2 separate regions of the Mus musculus genome follow, and region 2 is linked to region 1. A link is a loop called in an ENCODE intact Hi-C map of the cell type or tissue named here. Cell type or tissue: gastrocnemius. All regions are shown on one strand. Each heading gives the region's core, and the rest is flanking DNA. Links, peaks and the distances in the headings are about the cores only. Region 1 has its middle 51 kb from the start of Fam114a2. Region 2 holds the start of Gm46260 (a long non-coding RNA gene).

Evidence for each region. Hi-C counts contacts between places; a loop is a spot of excess contacts. Peaks named below come from ENCODE experiments on the same cell type or tissue, not always from the same donor. Only the 100,000 strongest peaks of a DNase experiment are listed, where the experiment ranks them.
Region 2: a loop joins it to region 1, with 6 times the contacts of the local background. A loop is called at or near these places in 5 of 42 quality-filtered maps.

What each region holds. Positions count from the first base shown.
Region 1 is chr11:57,463,478-57,472,185 of GRCm38, forward strand. No RefSeq gene overlaps it. Among named protein-coding and RNA genes, the nearest start is that of Fam114a2, 51 kb to the right of the region's middle. In gastrocnemius, for the core only: CTCF peaks have their summits at 4,497 (motif pointing left) and 5,431 (motif pointing left); DNase peaks (open chromatin) are centred at 3,075, 4,474 and 4,950.
Region 2 is chr11:56,111,930-56,120,637 of GRCm38, forward strand. Gm46260 (a long non-coding RNA gene) reads right to left here and starts at 7,964. Exons shown (of 2, transcript XR_001780129.1): 1 at 7,911-7,964. In gastrocnemius, for the core only: a CTCF peak has its summit at 4,845 (motif pointing left); a DNase peak (open chromatin) is centred at 4,857.

The DNA.
Region 1 (8,708 bases), core at 474-8,473:
TTTATTCAGCCATAAAAAAAGAAAGAAATCATGACGTTTGTAAGAAAATGGATGAAACTGGATATTTTTAACATTGAATATCCCAGGCTCAGAAAGACAAATATGTCTTCTCTCATGGACAAAATCCAGATTTCAATTTGTGTGCTTTGTAAGGAACGGAGATTTTTTTTTTTTTTGGGTTGGTTTTTGAGACATGGTTTCTCTGTGTAGCCCTGGCTGTCCTGGAATGTGTTCTGTAGACCAAGTTGGCCTTGAACTCACAGAGATCTGCCTGCCTCTGCCTCCTGAGTGCTGAGACTAAAGGCGTGAGCTACCACACCCAGCAACAGAAGAGGTATTAAGGGGAGTTTTGAAGGGGAACACTAAGGAAGGTTATACAGAATAAAAGTGGTTACTGGGGGAGGGGTCAGCAGGAGAGGAGCAGGACGCAGGTGGGGAGGGTCAATAACCAAAGCACTGAGGCTTGGGGAGAAAGAAGGCTCAGCAGTCGCCCACCTCGCCCTGCAATCCCAGCTCCAGGGGCTTCAACTCCCTGTCCTGGCTTCTGCAGGCATCTGAACTCACACAGCACACAGACACACAAGTACACACATAAGGAAAAGCAGATCTTTTTAAAAATTAGTACATATAAAAATGTCGTTATGAAACCCTTTCTTTTTTTTTTATGGTAATGGTAGCTTTTAAAAGCACTAATGACAAATATAGCCTGGGTATAGCTCAGTGGTAGAGCACTTGCCTGGCATCGGTGATGTCCTGGGTTTTGTCCTTAGCACTACAATAAATAAATAAATAAATAAATAAATAAATAAATAAATAAATAGGACAGACATAACCTGCAGCACTAGAAATTTCCCAGCTGGCACTCTGATGCTACACACTCTGGGCTGAGAACGAATCCACGCTGAGCAGGATGGCAGGCAAGGGTACAAGTGCCAAGCAGCTCCTGATGAAAACGTCCATTACATTCCAAGTGCATGCCAAGCTGGAAGTCACTCAAGAGCCCGTGGTTGTGTTTTATATATGCAATTCTACATGTACATAATTCTATACATGAGATGAAACATTTGCCTTTCTGAGTCTGGGATACTCAACATTAGAAAATGGCCAGTATAGGCAGTGGGCGGTGCCCAGTGACTTCCCCACCTCTCAGGAGCCACATCAGCCTCGGGGCATAGAAGCCTGGGAAGAATGTCATGCCCTGTGTATCCTTAACAACTCATCCCTCAGACTCACAATCCCAGAAGCCCGGCTGGGAACTCTTTCTAGTGAGTCCTAAAAGCTCTTTGCCGCCTACGGTGGTATCCACCTTGAACAATCGTTACTCAGAGTTCTAAGACCTAGGAAATCTTTTCCTGCCTCAGGGCCATTGCACATGCTGTGCTGAAACACTGTTCCTAGGACAGGCCTTTGGGGCTCAGCCTTGAGTTACCTGCTCTATGCCACAAAGACCACATGACTCCCTAGGCTCAAAGCAGACAGTTATTGGCACTAGCTTCTGGGATGTTATGATGATTGGGAGCTGAAGGGTACTGGAGCAGACCAGGTGACACCTGGTGATCCAGGTCATCCACTGTGCAGCCCTAACTGGGAGACCAGCAACAAAACTAAAGATTTTCCCAGAGAAAACTAATAGAGAACAGCTCTCCCTGGGAGCTCCGTGTGCCAGTGCAGACTCCAGTATCCGCACTGACTTCAGATCACTGACTCAAAAAGCCCAGTCCCAGGTCAAGCCCCGCCTCCTCTGCCCGGGCTTGCCTCTCCCCATTCCACCAGTGGTGGCGCCTCTAACTGAACAGGAGAGTCAGCACTCTTCTGAGAGCAAGGCCATAAATGCCTGTAGATTCCTGTGAGTGCCTGTTACCAGTCACCAAGGAAACGATCGGCCCCCCACCACCACCACCACCCTCCTATTGGTGAGCCGTTCCCACCACATCCTATCCTCCCACCCACAATCTAGGCGCCGGCACGTGGGCCTTTGGTTTACTTGTTGCGGGCTGAGGGACGAGGCAGGGATGGGAACTTCCCCTAGCTGGCTGGGCAGCATCTGACCATCTCCCTGGTTGGCCTAAGGGACACAAGTAGAGTGTACGGCCCTCCGTTGGCTCTACCCGATTTCAGTAGAGATCATTCAACCTTTGTCTGGGTTTTCACCACAGTCCTATGAAAACCATTGGCAAGGAAAGTCAACAGCCTTTCCCTCCCTTGGGAACCCCTCCCAACTCTCTTACCGTCCCCTAATGTCTCACTTTCCATGATAATTGTTAATACAGCCTGCTTCCACTTTGCACACAATCACAGAGTTTTCAGTGAGCTCAAAATCACTGTCCCAGCCTGGACTCTGATGACGGTGACTGCCCAGTGTCTTAGGTCTTTGGATCACATGTCACTAGGACGTGAGGAGTGACCCCAGAACTACCTTCCCAGCCTTCTAGCCATCTTCAAATTATAGTGATTAATGGGTCTAAACAAGTTAATTCTATGAGATATAAATCATCCCTCCATAAAGTTACAGTCATGTAAAAACTGCTCGCACATAGTAGGTCCTCAAAAGACAGAGGTGGCTATTGCAATCTCTCACAGAATTATTGACAGGTTCATGATGTGGTAACCCAGATAAATTAAAATTTTTTTATTCTACAAATATAAAAAAAATCGTGTAAGACCAAATAAAATTAATCCCCTGGAAATGCCACTTCATAACCCTGTTGAGAAATATGTATTTCTTGTACAATAAAAAGAGAATGAGAAAAATTCAATTCCATTAAAATATCACTGTAGAAAAAGATTCTATTGTTATGGAGGTGGTTTTAATTTTCTTCCTTTCACATATTCTCAATTTTGTAGCAATGAATACACGCTGCTTGGATAACACGGTGGAGGGCTGTTTTCATAAACGACTTACTTTGCTCTCAACCTTGGGCTCCACACTATGCAGAAGAGCTTGTTCCCTGGGCTCTCTCCACATGGAATGGGGCATGATAGATAACAGACCAGCCTGGACCGACGAAGAACAAGCGGAGAGCAAACGTGTTGCCCAGCAGGGTTAGAGGACCCAAGGAGGCAGAGCCTGCTGGTAGTGCCCCGCAGCAGCCAAATCTAGTGCCAGGCCTGGTGAGACAAAGTAGCTCAGACATGCATGTCACAAGTACAAACCGAACCCATCTGTGCCAGTCCCTCCTAGGGATAAGGTCAGAGGATGGAAATTGTTTTCAAAGGCATGGACCCCAAAAGTAAACTATCCTAATTTATGTCTTTGGACAGAAGTCACGAACATTCTTCTTGGTCCTGTTCTGTCTTCTGGAGGCCTGGAATGCCAGAGGGTAGCCATCTTGGTCCTGTTATCTCTTTCTTCTCTTTCTATGATGGATAATTGACCACCCCAAGCAGAGAACAGACACCCGATTACCTTGACGTGACCGGCTCATCCTCCTCTTCATGGCTTAACCCAGTCTCTGCCATAAATCCTATTAAACATTTAAAAACAAAAACAAAAAAAGCAACAGCACTGGACTATCAGCTGGATGGTGTCCCATGTGCGGGTCTCCTACCGTCAAGTAACTCCATCTCCTTTCTTAAGTTCCTACCCATGAATCCGTAATAAGACTCTTTCTAAACTCAGCATTTCTCCATGAATTTCGTTCTTCGAATTTGAGAGACAGGAACCCTGAGGCCATCGACCAAGTGGCGGTTTTGTGTAACTGAGCACCTAGTATCCCATCTACTGGGTTTAACCCCCCCCCGCCCCCCGCCGCCGCTGCCCCCAGAGAAAGGAAGGCTTCGTGTTACTTAAAGGCACCCCACTTCTCCCTTATCACGAGGAGTCACCATGCGTTGTGACAGAGTTCCATCATGAAGAAGGAAGTCTCTGGTCCCAGCAGAACGCCAGGCTGGGCAAGATTTGCACAGCCATATCTGAGCTGAACACAACACTTAAGAGTCAGTCATTCTGTGGGGAACCAGTACCTGGGGGGTGTAGGAAGGAGGCGGGGACTTCCTATCACAGACCCTGGTGATAACAAGTTATACAAGGTCCAGAGTTACAAGCCCTGGTCCCCTTCCGGCTCTGCCTCGACTTCCTCAGAATGAATCCCTCCCATCTATGGATTCCAGCGCCACAACTGCTAGGCTCCTACCAGGCTCTGCCTCTTCCCCTGCTCCTTGGCATTCCCCTGTTCCATGACCTCTCGAGCCTCTGGAAGCCCCAAGGTTCCTCTTCTGAGCAGATAGGCAAGAGGACCGCACCTAACTCAGAAAAGCATTGTGCTTAGAAACTCTAGCTGCAGGCTGCATCTGAATCTATCGTAAATGGCTCTAAGGATCCGAAGTTATGAGGCATTACAGCCAGGAGAGAAAGGAAATGAGCAGCCCCAGCTCAGCAGGCACATTGAAGGCTCCGGAGAGGAGAGCGGACCCCTGTGCAGACAAAAGATACTAGGAGCAGCTCTAGCTAGCCGTCTAGGCCATATCCTTGGGGCAGCACTGCCACCTGCTGGCCAGAAAGGAGCTTTGCAAGAAGGTGCCTTCCCAGCTGGCCCGGATAAAAAAATAAACCTTTAATCCCAGAAGACTGGACACAGACCGGAGCCCCAGAGATGGGGGTGTGATCAACGGAAAGGCTTAGGGATGTACTGGGATTCTAGAGGTATGAAACCCTGGTTCATGTCCCTACTTTTAAACATATCAGTTGCACACTGCTTAGCTTCCCAGGCCACCATTTTCTGGTCCAGGAAACTTCTATTCTAGTTTTGTTTCTGTTGTAATAAAACATTCAATAAAAAGCACCTTAGGGACAAAAAAAAATTCATTTGGCTTAAGATTCCAGGTTAAATTATTGTGAGGAAGTTAAGACAGGAACTTTAAGCACTACGCCCACAGTTGAGAGCGGGAGAGAATAAACACACAGATCCTTGCTTGATTGCTCTGCTTAGGGAATGGTGCCGCCCACAACAGACTGTGTCTTCCTATATCAGATGATCTAGGCAGTCCCCAGAGACGTGCCCACAGGTCAACATCTAGATAAGAGTCATTAAAACTCTCTTCCCAGGTGACTCCACTTTGTGTCAAGTTACCAGTTAAAAACTAACCAGCATGATCTGTCCTTTGTCAACTTGACCCACAAGCATGTCACTTTAAGCCATAACTTTCCATCCCTTGTCCCCAAAGTAACATGTTAAAATCATAATATAAAATACAATTCAATTCCAAAAAATCCCCCACCCCCAAGTCTTTAAAACTTCCATTGCTACAAAAGTCTATTTAAATCTCCAAAGTCTTGGTTGTGGGCTCATATAAAATAAAAGACAAGGGGCTGGAGAAATGTTAGGAGCATGTCAAAGATTGAGAGTGTTTGAGGATCCTAGTTCGGATCCCAGCACCCACATCAGGGCTCTCACAATTCCCTGTAACACCATGGACACAGAATCTGGCGCCCTCTTCTGATTTTTGCAGGTATTGCACTCAATATGCATATATCACCTATAGATATAAGTGCATTTATACAATTAAAAACAAGGCCTTTTAAAAAAAAAAAACAAATAATACTGCCTCGTTTGGGAGTAAGAATGAACATTAAATCCATGACTAAATTGTGAGATCCATGAAAGTGTCTCTCCCGTCACACCCACTGATCTTCAAGGTGAACCTCAGTATGGAGTCCCCACGCTGACTACATCATCACTCCTGGGTGCTTGTCACAGAAGCAGGTGCTTAGGCCCTTCTGAGTATGTCACTGGCATCTGCACTGTGACAAAGACCTCATTCCCACGTGATTTCTCGTGCCCATCAGGGTTCACGAGTTCCCACAACAGGACCAGGGCACCAGGCAGAGGTTCTTGGCGTCTCTCTAAGTCTCCTTTTTCCTGTACAGGCAAGGGGCTAAGAGTCCTGTCTGGTAAGCCGGGTGACATCATGCTAATGAGAAATAATGCCGATTTGACACGAGAGGCTGCTGACCAGGTGAGTAACGTACCTGCTCCTCACATGCTCCTTGAGAAAAAGAGGCTTAGGAGACATGAAGTCAACGGAGTCTCGTGGTGTGAGGGGGGGTGGGCAAAGAGGTAGAGTGGGGAGTTTTCTCAGACTACTTCTAGAGGGTCCAGGGCACAGGGAACACTGAAACTGTACCCCCTAATGGCATCATAAGTTCCCTGGGGCGTGCTGTCTTCTCACAGAAGTACCTCTACCTCCTCTGGATCCCCGAGCACTGGAACAGATCCAACCGGTTCTCATACCTTCATTGATCCCTACCCCCACCCCACCCCCTGCCACACCAGTTCTCGTCCCTTCTCTTGAACACTTGTGAACATTCTCCAGCTCTGGGAAGATCAGCTTGTCTCTCAGCTTCTTCAGGGAGCTCCCCCCGCCCCCCACAATGCCCCTGCGTTAGTTACTGTTGTATGAATTCAGACAGTGTTTGCTCAAAGAAAGTTCCATACCAGAGTATAGACTTCGACGCCTGGTCACAGTGCCCAGCAGTTAAGACCCCAAGAAGCTGTTAGCTCACATCCCAACCTAGCTGTGGTTGGGCTACTGTTACTGTAAACATGACTGTATTTAGAAATGCCTTGGGCACTGGTGACAGACACCTTTGAACGTCTCTGCCAGGAAGTTTTCAGAGAGCAGGGAGTTTTCAGAGAGGTTTAACTGCAAGGCAGGGGAGACCTGCCCTGGAAGTCAGTGGCACCCCTCCACAAACTGGTCTGCCAAAGTGAATAAAAAAGGGGGAGGGGAGCCAGCGGAGCACCTCATTGGTCTATTCCTGCTTCCTGACTCACCTAGGTTTGACCAATCAGCATCACACTCCTGGAACCGCAATCACAAGCAGCTCCTGACACTAAGCCATCCCCACCACAATGGAGACTGTGGGGCAGAGTCAGCCCAGTCTCATTCTTAACCAGGCGCTGGCGGTGCACACCTTTAATCCCAGCACTTGGGAAGCAGAGGAAGGGAGATCTCAGAGTTCGAGGCCAGCCTGGTCTACAGAGCAAGTTCCAGGACAGCCAGGACTAAACAGAGAAGCCTTGTCTCAAGAAAGAAAGAAAGAAATACAGCAACAACCCACTATTAGAACTCAGGTCACAGTGAAAGTGGGGGACTTTGATACCTCACTCCTTCCAACAGACAAGGGATGGGACAAAAACTAAACAGAAAAACATTGGGAACAGATAATGTCATAAATTAAATGGAGCAAAAAAAAAAACGTGCACCGAGCATGTCACTTGGACACAGAAGAGCCTACATTCTTCTCCTCAGCCTATAGAACTTCCTCCAAAATAGACCACATATCAGGACTCAAGGCAAGTCTCAACAACTATAGAAAATTTGACATAATATCCTGCCTTCTGTCTGAGCACAACGGAATAAAGCGGACTATGTCAAAGATGATAGGAACTGAAAGAACTCCTGGGAACAACCCCACCACTGAGTGATAACTGGGACAAGGAAGAACTCAAGAGAGAAATTTTAGAATTCCTACAGGTGGATGAAATGAAAACACAGCATGCTAAAGTCTAAGGGAAGACAGTCCCGAGGTTAGGAAAGATTAGAACACTAAGTGTCTACATCAAAAAAAAACTTAATCTCAAATCAATAACCAAATGACTCAACTGAAAGAACCAACAACACCTAACACAGTGGCTGGGGACGGGCTGGAGAGACGAGTACTTGCTGCTCTGCCAGGGCACCCACGTTTGGTTCCCAGCACCCACGTGGTGTCTCCTAACTCAAAAAAGCCTAGGGCCAGATGGATTCAGAGCAGAATCCTCCTCTAAAAGGATTTCAAAAGAGAACGAACACTAACACACCTCAGATTACTCCATAAGATAGAAAAGGAAGAGGCATTACTAAACTCCTTTTCGGAGGTTAGTATTACCCTATATCAAAACTACACAAAGACCAACCCAAAAACAGAAAGAAAGAAAGGGAGGGAGGGAGGGAGGGAGGGAGGGAGGGAGGGAGGGAGGGAGGGAGGGAGGGAGGGAGGAAAAGAAAGAAAGAGAAAAAGAAAGAGAGAAAGAATAAGAAAAAGAAAAGAAAATTACAGGACAGCATCTCTGATGAAGACAGATGCAGATAGATAGATAGATAGATAGATAGATAGATAGATAGATAGATAGATAGATAGATAGATAGATAGATAGATAGATAGAACCCTTCCTCCAAACCAAATTCAAAAACACATTTCAAAATATTATTATCAAGTTGGCTTCGTCCCAGAGACACCGGGATGGTTCAATATTGGTAAATCAACAAATGTAATCTATCACATAAAAAGATCTAAGGACAAAAAATTCATTAGATGCAGAAAAGGCCTCGGACAAAATCCTTTTGGAGCTAGATTTGCTAGGAATGCAGCTCGACACAATGGAGGCAGTTTAGAGCAAGTCCACAGCCAACCTCCTGCTCACTGGAGAAAACCTCAAGGCATTGTCTCTAAAACCAGGAACAAGACAAGGTGCCCACTCTCCCCGCCCCTCTTCAATGCTGTAACTGAAGCCTCAACTAGAGCAATAAGAACGGAAGGAGACAAGGACGTGCAAACAGGAAAGGAAAAATACAAAGTATCTATTTGCAGATGATATGATTTGACACATAAGAGACCCTAAAAACTCCAGAAAAAAAAAAGCTGATAAACACATTCAGCAAAGCAGCAGGCTACAAAACTAACACAGGAAAGTCAGTAGCTTTCCCAGCTCCAACAAGTGTACCAA
Region 2 (8,708 bases), core at 296-8,295, 1.4 Mb before region 1:
GTGCTGTCAATTGTCCTAGGCCCCTAGATTCCAATGATAAATAATATAATCAGGGCCTTTATAAAATAGAAAGATGGCAAATGCTCAAAAAGTAATTTCAGAGACTATTGCATTTGAAAAAAAATAGAGACACATAGTAGAAATTGGATCAGGAAAAATAATTTTCGAGATGACATTGGGACAGAGGATCTGAAGGAAAAGGACAAGTCAGCCATATACTGTGTGGAGAGAGTGGTGCAGACTGAGATACAAAGTCCAGAATTCCTTGTGGTAGAACAGGCTAGTTGTGTGCAAGGAGAAATTATGTGGCATAGGACAAAAGGAAGGGGGACAAAGGCTGCAGTAAAGACAGCAAGGGATTACTCCCAGCACCATTGCTCTCCTGAAGATGGTAGGCAGTGGCTGTGTGTGTGTGTGTGTGTGTGTGTGTGTGTGTGTGTGTGTGTGTGTGTGTGTGTCACATATCAGGTTGAAGCTTCGAATGGCTGGTGACTGCAGAACACAACTCAGAGAGTCAAATGAGGAGGGCTGGAGAGAGATGGCTCAGAGCTTAAAGCACTTGTCACCCAAGCATGAGGACCGGAGTTCAGGTCCCACAAAACTAGTAAACACTGGGTAGGTATGGAGGCAGAAACAGGAGTTACCAGCTACATCTTGGTGGCTAGTAAGACGAGCCATAATGGTGAGCTCTGGGTTTGATTGAGAGGCCCTTCCTCGATGAATAACATGGAATCAAGATTAAGGATGGTGGATGAGTCCTGACATCAACCTGGGCCCTCCATCCACATGTGCACACATTCATCATGCATGTGCACCTGCCCACCCACATGTAAGCATGCTTAATCCCATGTATGTGTGCACACATGCACTCTCGAGCACATACGGACATACACACATAAACACACACACACACACACACACACACAGAGAGAGAGAGAGAGAGAGAGAGAGAGAGAGAGAGAGAGACAGACAGACAGACAGACAGACAGACAGACAGACACACACAATTGAAAAAGAAGCAAAAGAATCAAGAATACCAGTTATGGGAGAAAAAATCAAGAGAAGACAATAATGGCTTTGAGTAGGGAGGTTACAGGAGGAAGAAAGAGATCATGCCATGAAACTTTGAAAGGTACTCCCTGCCATCTCTGTCACAGGGATTGGATTCCTGTAAATCTCCCTGATATTACAGACAGTTAGAAACCAACATATTTGGCCAGTCTATCCATATGAGACACATGTCCTATGCCTGACCCAAAAGAGGACTTCTCATGGGTTATTGCTCTAATAAGATGCTCTGTAAGAATTCAAGAGGGAGTGTTATATAGGCAAATAAATGAGATGCAGACTCAACGAAGATGTGTTTTAGAGACTGTCAGCACACAGTAGGACATTGATCATTTTAACTGATCTATGAGTAAGAAGAGTTGATACCTAATCTAATGTTAACCTTTAATTGGGAACCATGCTTTTCTCTTCCCCTTTCTTATAGGACACTCATGTAGTCTTGAACCAAAGGGTCCCCGTCAAAGATAATTAGAGTAAGAGACCAGCATCTTTGGCAACCCGAGATCATATGACTGTTTTGTTGGCTGTTTTCACATCACTTAGCTGCTGGAGGTATCCTTGTGAATCAAGTATGAGGTCAGAATAAATGGCCACTAATCATTCTAGTTTTATCTTTGTTGCTGCAATAAAATACCTGGGGGCAAGGAGCAGCTTAATAAAGAAAGGGTTTATTCTAACCATTCAATTTCAGTCCACAGTCCATCACTGTGGGGAAGTCCAAGCAGCAGAAACTTGAGGTGTATGGTCACATCACACCCAGAGTAGAGCAGAGAGAAACAAACACACACATCCTTGGCACTCTGCCCACATTCTCTATTCTTGAACAGTCCAGTGCCCAACCACAGGGAGTGGTGCACCCCACTCTCAGACTGGGTTTTGCCACAACAATTAAGGCAGGGAAGACAATCTTCACAGACATGCCCTCAGGCCACCTTGGTCTAGATGGTCCTTCATGGAGGTTCTTTTCTCAGGTGATTGTAGATTGCACTAGGTTGTCAGTTGAAATTGGCCATCATAGTCACCAATGATACTTTCTTCAACCAATGAGAATGGTTTTGGGTAAAATTGCCAACTCACTTTAAGAGATGATTTTGTGGTACTTTTCATCCCCCTTGGCCAATCCTGTCTTGCTTCTTTATACACTGTGCACGTGCTCAGTGTATTCCCTTTCAATGATGGCAATCCATATGTGAGTCTGGATTCTTCCTGACCACAGGTCCGGCTCTTCCAGAAGAGTTACAGCACCATGAAGGCTGTTCTGAGCCGCTGACTGGATCTAGAGTGGAGCTACTCACTAAGCAATAGCCCTGGGAAGGAGGGATGGGGTATTCAAGGCTGCTCTGCATTGTAACCCTACTTGCTTCAACCCTCAAAGGTTTTGTTTCCTAGGATAAATGATGGAGAAGATGGTATCCCTTGCAATGAGAAATTCTTCAAACAATGGAACTGTGTAATTTCCCAGAAGAACCTTCCTGCCAACTTTTCTTTCTCCTCCTTATTCTGAAGATTGCCGTCAGTGAATCTCTCAGAGTTTTAAGCAGTTACAAGCTGCATCTTTTGGGATTAGTAGGAAATACGAGGAATGGGCACAACACTGATGGAAAGCAGGCTTCCAGTGGAAGAAACAAGGCTGGGTGCAGGCATGGTGACCTCTTTCCTTCAGTCCTGTGATGAGCATCAAGGCAGAACAGCTTTGGCCACTTGTAGAAGATCCTGGCCTTCTCAACTCAGAGAAAATATCTCCACTCCACTTAAGGTGAAGACATGATATGAGACCAATATGTGTGACCATGGCTTTGAAACATGGATTCAGTTTGCCCTAAAATGTCAAGTTCCAATGGAGATAGTTTCAGGCTTTCAAGTTTTGAAAGACAAAAGAAGGTTGTAATGAAGGCACTTTTCAAGTGTATTAGTTTGAACACGAGGTAGGCAGGTTACCAAAGCAGGGATGTCTCAACTGTAGGCATCAGACATTGTCTGACAACACATTGGTAGAGGACAAACCATTTTTTCTCTTCCTCATGGGATTGTTATGTTCAATTTAGTCACACCTATAAATTAAAAGCTTGGCTGTGTAGTCAGGAAACTTGTGTTGGAATTTACCTTCTATCCCTCAAAGCTGTGTGACCCAGCTAGTTACATGATTCCCCCAGTCCATTTGTATCTATAGGTACACTTGTTATTGTGCTGGTCTTGTAGGGCTGTTGGTCTCAAATGAGATCTAGGATGCTGGAAACTTGCTTAGCCCAAAACTACTTCACCAGCTGCTAGGCCAGTTGCCATGGATAGAGAAGAAATGTAGCTGGAGTGATGTGTGCCTTAATCCCAACACTTGGGAGGTGGAGACAGGAAGATAAAAGTCTTAGGTTTACAGTGAGTGTGAGTCGAGGGGGAACGACCTGAGTAATACGCATGTCTGCTTAAGTAATACACATGTCTGTGTATGCATACCCATGTACTTTACAGAAAGGATTATGTCACTATGCAGGAGACCTTGGTTTCAATCATCAGAACATAGATGACTAGGGCTGGGGAGATAGCCCTGCTTATAGAGTGCTTACCATGCAAACATGAAGACCTGAGTTTAATAGCCAGCCACTATTTTGAGTATTGCTTGTGTTGTTAAGTATTAAAACCCATGTCTATCAGGCATTTTATCCTTGTCATTGCCATTTTATCTAAAATGAAGCCATGGTTTAAACAGGTTCAACTTTCTGTATTCTCGCAGAAAGTGGTAACTGTAACGAAGGCATTTCGTGTTTCCTAAAGGTCAGAGCCTTAAGGATTTAGTACCTAGTGTCTCACTGTTGGAAGATGCTGTAGGTTTAGAAGAGATAACAGTGTGTGGACATCTTCAGGTATCTGGGTACCTTGAAGGGTGATGTGACCTTGTCGGTTTCCTTCCTTGTGCTGTGAACAGTCTCTAGCACGTGCTCCACCATGGTGTACAACTCTTATCCAAAGCACCAGACTAATGGGATCTGAATTTGTACTTAAACCTTTCGATGGACCTTTGAGACGTTAATTGCCTCAAGTGTTTTGTGCTAGTAACGCAGTGCCAATCAATACAGGGTCAGAGACAGCACATGCTCTCTCTCTTTATAATGTGAGCGACTTTAAGCTCAACTTCTCAAGCTATAGAAAACCTTTCCATGGGTCCCATGGCACTGCTGGGTTTCCATCTTCTTGATATGTGTTGCTGTTGGGGGAGGACAGTTGTGGTAGTCTTTGGGTTCCCCAGCTAGTCACTGGGTATGAAAATTCGAGAAATATAGAGTAGGAGGGAGTAAATATACTTCTAATTCCCCTCCCCCAATTGTGATTATACTTAAATGTTTTCATGTAAAAATTTAAGGAATTCTTTTATTTAATTGTGTGTATGTATGTGCATCTGAGTATGTGCATTTGAGTACAGGTACTCTTGAAGGGAAGTGGAGTGGATCTTCTGGAGCTGGAATTACAGGAACTTGTGACCCATCTGATGTGGGTCCTCTGCGAGAGCAATATGCACTATTCACCACTTAGCCATCTTTCCAACCTTGTTAGAATGTTCACTTGTTATTATGATGCATCTGTCTCTTACTATAGAGGTCTGTATACTGTATAGTGTTGATTATAGCTTTGCAAAAAGCACAGGTAACACTGATTTTTTTTTCAGAGAGGTTTCTCAGCCCTGGAATCTGTAGGCTGAGACCCTGTGTGCTCTGCATGCTGGGAATGAAAGGAAAAGGACAGAGAGCCTTGTGGTATTGAAGAAAAGTGGGAATGTCGCCATCTAGTGGACCTTGGGTTAACTTCATCTACAAGCTGTGAGTCTTGGTTTCATGAAACCTCTCTAAGAGGAAAAGAAGCCTCAGTGGGTAATTGACCCAGGTACGCAACAGAAATTTGACTCATCTCTGAGCAACGGTCTAGATAAATTCTGAGTCGGTAAATAGTCCTAGCAGGACTAAAAGGCTTTCTGGTGTTTAGTGTGTTACCACTCAGGAGAATATGAGCGCGTGCAGTGCAGGGACCGACAGTGCTGCCTTTAGGCTCACTCGGATGTGATGATGAGAACCTAGGCCACCCGCAGCCACATATAAAGCTCAGGCTTTCATGCCCCTGGTAAATCAGGACATCGTCTCTCTACAAAAGCAAAAGGAAATCCGGGGGCTCCAGAGGCGGCTCAGAGTCCTGCAGTGCAAAGGTGAGGCCATGAATTAGGATCCTTAGTGCCCAAGAAAAAGTGAGGTTCAGTGCTGGGGCTGTGCTGGTCTGTAAGTCCAGCCCTAGAGAGGCGGAGACGGAGATTCTTATTGTCTGAACTGAGTTCAGTAAGAGACCTTAGGGGTGGAGAATCATGCAGAATAGCAGATATCAGCCTCACCAACAGATGAGTACATATGTGTGCTCATGTATTAACACACACACACACACGCGCACGCGCACGCGCACGCGCACGCGCACGCGCACGCGCACGCGCACAGCCTTGTGCAGACCCATGTGGGCCCTGTGCTTAGTGCTTCAGTTTCTGTGAGTTCACATGGTTTTGCTCAGTTGATTTAGAGGCTCTTCTTCTGGTGTCCTCCATCCCCTCTGCTCTTATACTCTTTCTGCCTCTTCTTCCATAGGATTCCCTGAACTCTGAGGCAAGGGATTTGATAGAGCTGTGTGTTCCAAAGCCTGCCTATCTGTGTAACGTCTGGCTGTGAGTCTCTATATTTGCCCTCATCTGCTTTGGGAGGAAACTTCTCTGATGATGGCTGAATAAGGCATTGATCTATAAGTATAACAGAATATTTCAGGAGTCCTTTTATTGTTTTTTATACCAGTAGTATATTTAGTAATGGTTATATTTAGACCATTACTATTTAATTGTATGGCCGAGAAACACTTACATGAATTGTTCAACATTCTTAGCCACCAGGGAAATGCAAATCAAAACTACTTTGAGATTCCATCTTAACACCTATCAAAATGGCATAACACAATCAATCACACACACAAAAAATCAATAACACAAGTGATGGCTCATGCTGGAAAAGATGTGGAATAGGAGGAACACTCATCAATTTGTTGTGGGAGTGAAAACTTGTACAGCCACTATGAAAGTCATTATGATGGTTCCCCAGAAAGATGGGAATGGGTCTACCTCAAGACTCAGCTATGCCACTCAGGCATACACCCAAAGGGCACTCTATCCTACCACAGTGACATTTGCTCAACCATTTTCATGGCTGCTCTCTTTATAATAGCAGGAAACAACATAAATATCTCTCAAGAGAAGGATGGGTAAAGAAAATGTGGTGCATTTACACAATGGAGTATTGCTCATCTGTTTAAAAAAAAAGACATCATGAAATTTGTAGGCAAATGTATGGAACTAGAAAAAAATCATACTGAGTGAGGTAACCCAGACCCAGAAAGATAAATATGGTATATATATATATATATATATATATATATTTGCTTCTATTTGGTTACTAGCCGTTAAATAAATGATAAGTAAACTACAATCCATGGATGCAGGAAGGTTAGGTTAGAGGGAGGGATTTGCGACACAGGTGCGGGGAAGATAGAATAGATTTTATTGATGGACTGAGGGCTAAGGATATAGGAACAAGGGGATCAGGTAGGGAGTGGGTGGGGAAATGGATTTGATGGAGGGAATGTGGGAAGAGATAGCTAGAACTGAGGGGCAATTGAGGGTTGGTATAGAAATCTAGTGCAGTGGAAGTGTCCTAAAAGATATGAAGGTGATCCTAATGAAGTTCCCAAATAATGAGAGAGTCCCAACTGGCTATCTTTTGTCACCAAATGACTGGTTGGTGGGAATTGGATTATTTTCCAATAATAACCCAAGGAAATCCCCAACCAACCCAGAGTGTTGCTGAGATAATAGGTTATTCTTCAAAAGCAGACAGAAAGACACCCCACGGCATACTGAAGACACCACCCACACAACTCAATGAACATGGAGAGGTGAAGCTAGTGTCTACATAGAGCCTTCACTCCTATGATTCAGTGTCTCTAGTAGAGGGAAGTACTCTACCAAAGGAGAAACGTAAACACCAAAGCAGCCACAAGCCCTCTGATCTACCATGGTGTAGCTCCTACAAATTATGCTAGGGTAATGGTGGCACAAAGCCTGTGATAGTAATCAAGCAATTTCTGATTTGCCTAAAACCCACTCCAGGAGATGGAACCCATACCCAGCACTTCTTGGGTAGCCAAGAATCAGAGACTAGAAACCTAGGGTGAAACCAAATGAGATCTATCCTTTTTTTTTTTTAAGACTTAACTTTGGTGTGTGTGTGTGTGTGTGTGTGTGTGTGTGTGTGTGTGTGTGCTTCCTGCAGAGGCAAAAGACATCAGATTCCTTAGAGCTAGGTACTGGGAACCTACCTTATGTCCTCTGCAAACAGCAGTGCTGGGTATGGCTTCCACAGTCTTAAGTGGCCCTTAAAGCAAACCAGAGACATTGGCTGATTTCTCCCACAGGCTTTGTACCACTGTTGACCTTTTAGTCAATGAGCCATCTCTACAGTGCCATGATGCCTGTTACATTTCCCATAAGTAAAAGTTGATAGGTAAAAGGAGTTTGTTGACCTCTTGCCCTGCAAATGACAGTTTAGGCTTAAGACAGGGGGTGGGCATAAGTCCACGTTGAGCCACTCCTCTGCCTCTTTCCTGAAGTGTTGATTGAAGTTTGTGGTTTTTTGCTTTTTCATTGGTGGATGCTCCCAATGTTGAAAATGTGCCTGCTGCCTCAACTCCCTGTGAGGTTCTGACCCCAATAAAGGTTCCCTTCTTCTCCTCCTCCCTAACTTCCATCCTCCCCTTCACTTTTTTCTCCTTACCTTTTTCCTGAGCGATGAAAGCTTTCATCTTTTATAAGTTCAGTTTCCTTCCCTTTTATCGTTCGATTTTGAGCCTGTAGAAAAGTTGAAAGAAGAGCTTGCTGTAGACAAGAAGAGCTTGCTGTAGACAAGCCTCCCTCCTATGTTCCCCATGTGTCGAGGTTCAAAGCTGTGTCATCATAACTTTCATTAACAAATTCATCTGCTTTCATCTCCAAAAGTAAAGACCTTTTGTGATTCTGGGGACTGGGCCCACTTACACAAGTTAAGCAAACGTTCTATCACTAAGCCATATTTCCAGCCCCGGGGCGTTTCTTTGGCATTATGAGAATTAGAATAAGGCCTGGTGCCGGGCGATGGTGGTACACACCTTTAATTCCAGCACTTGGGAGGCAGAGGCAGGTGGATTTCTGAGTTCGAGGCCAGCCTGGTCTACAAAGTGAGATTCAGGACAGCCAGGGCTATACAGAGAAACCCTGTCTCGAAAAACAAAAAAACAAAAAACAAAAAAACAAAACAAAACAAAAAAAAGAATAAGGCCTAGTACCATAGTAGTCAAAGTTTTACAGTTATCTCATGGATCTTTCCACAGTAAAAAAAACATTTATTTAAGTGTTACAGAATTCAGTTCTTTCCTTGGACCCCCTGTGTCCTGAGGACTGACCTCAAGGTGTCAAGCTTGTCAGCAGGAGCCTTTACCTTCTAAGATATCTCACCGTCTCTGTTAGTACTTTTTAATCCAAAAGCCACCCAGCGATGATGCATGGCATCAGAGGTTCTGTACCTTCGGTTTCCTAT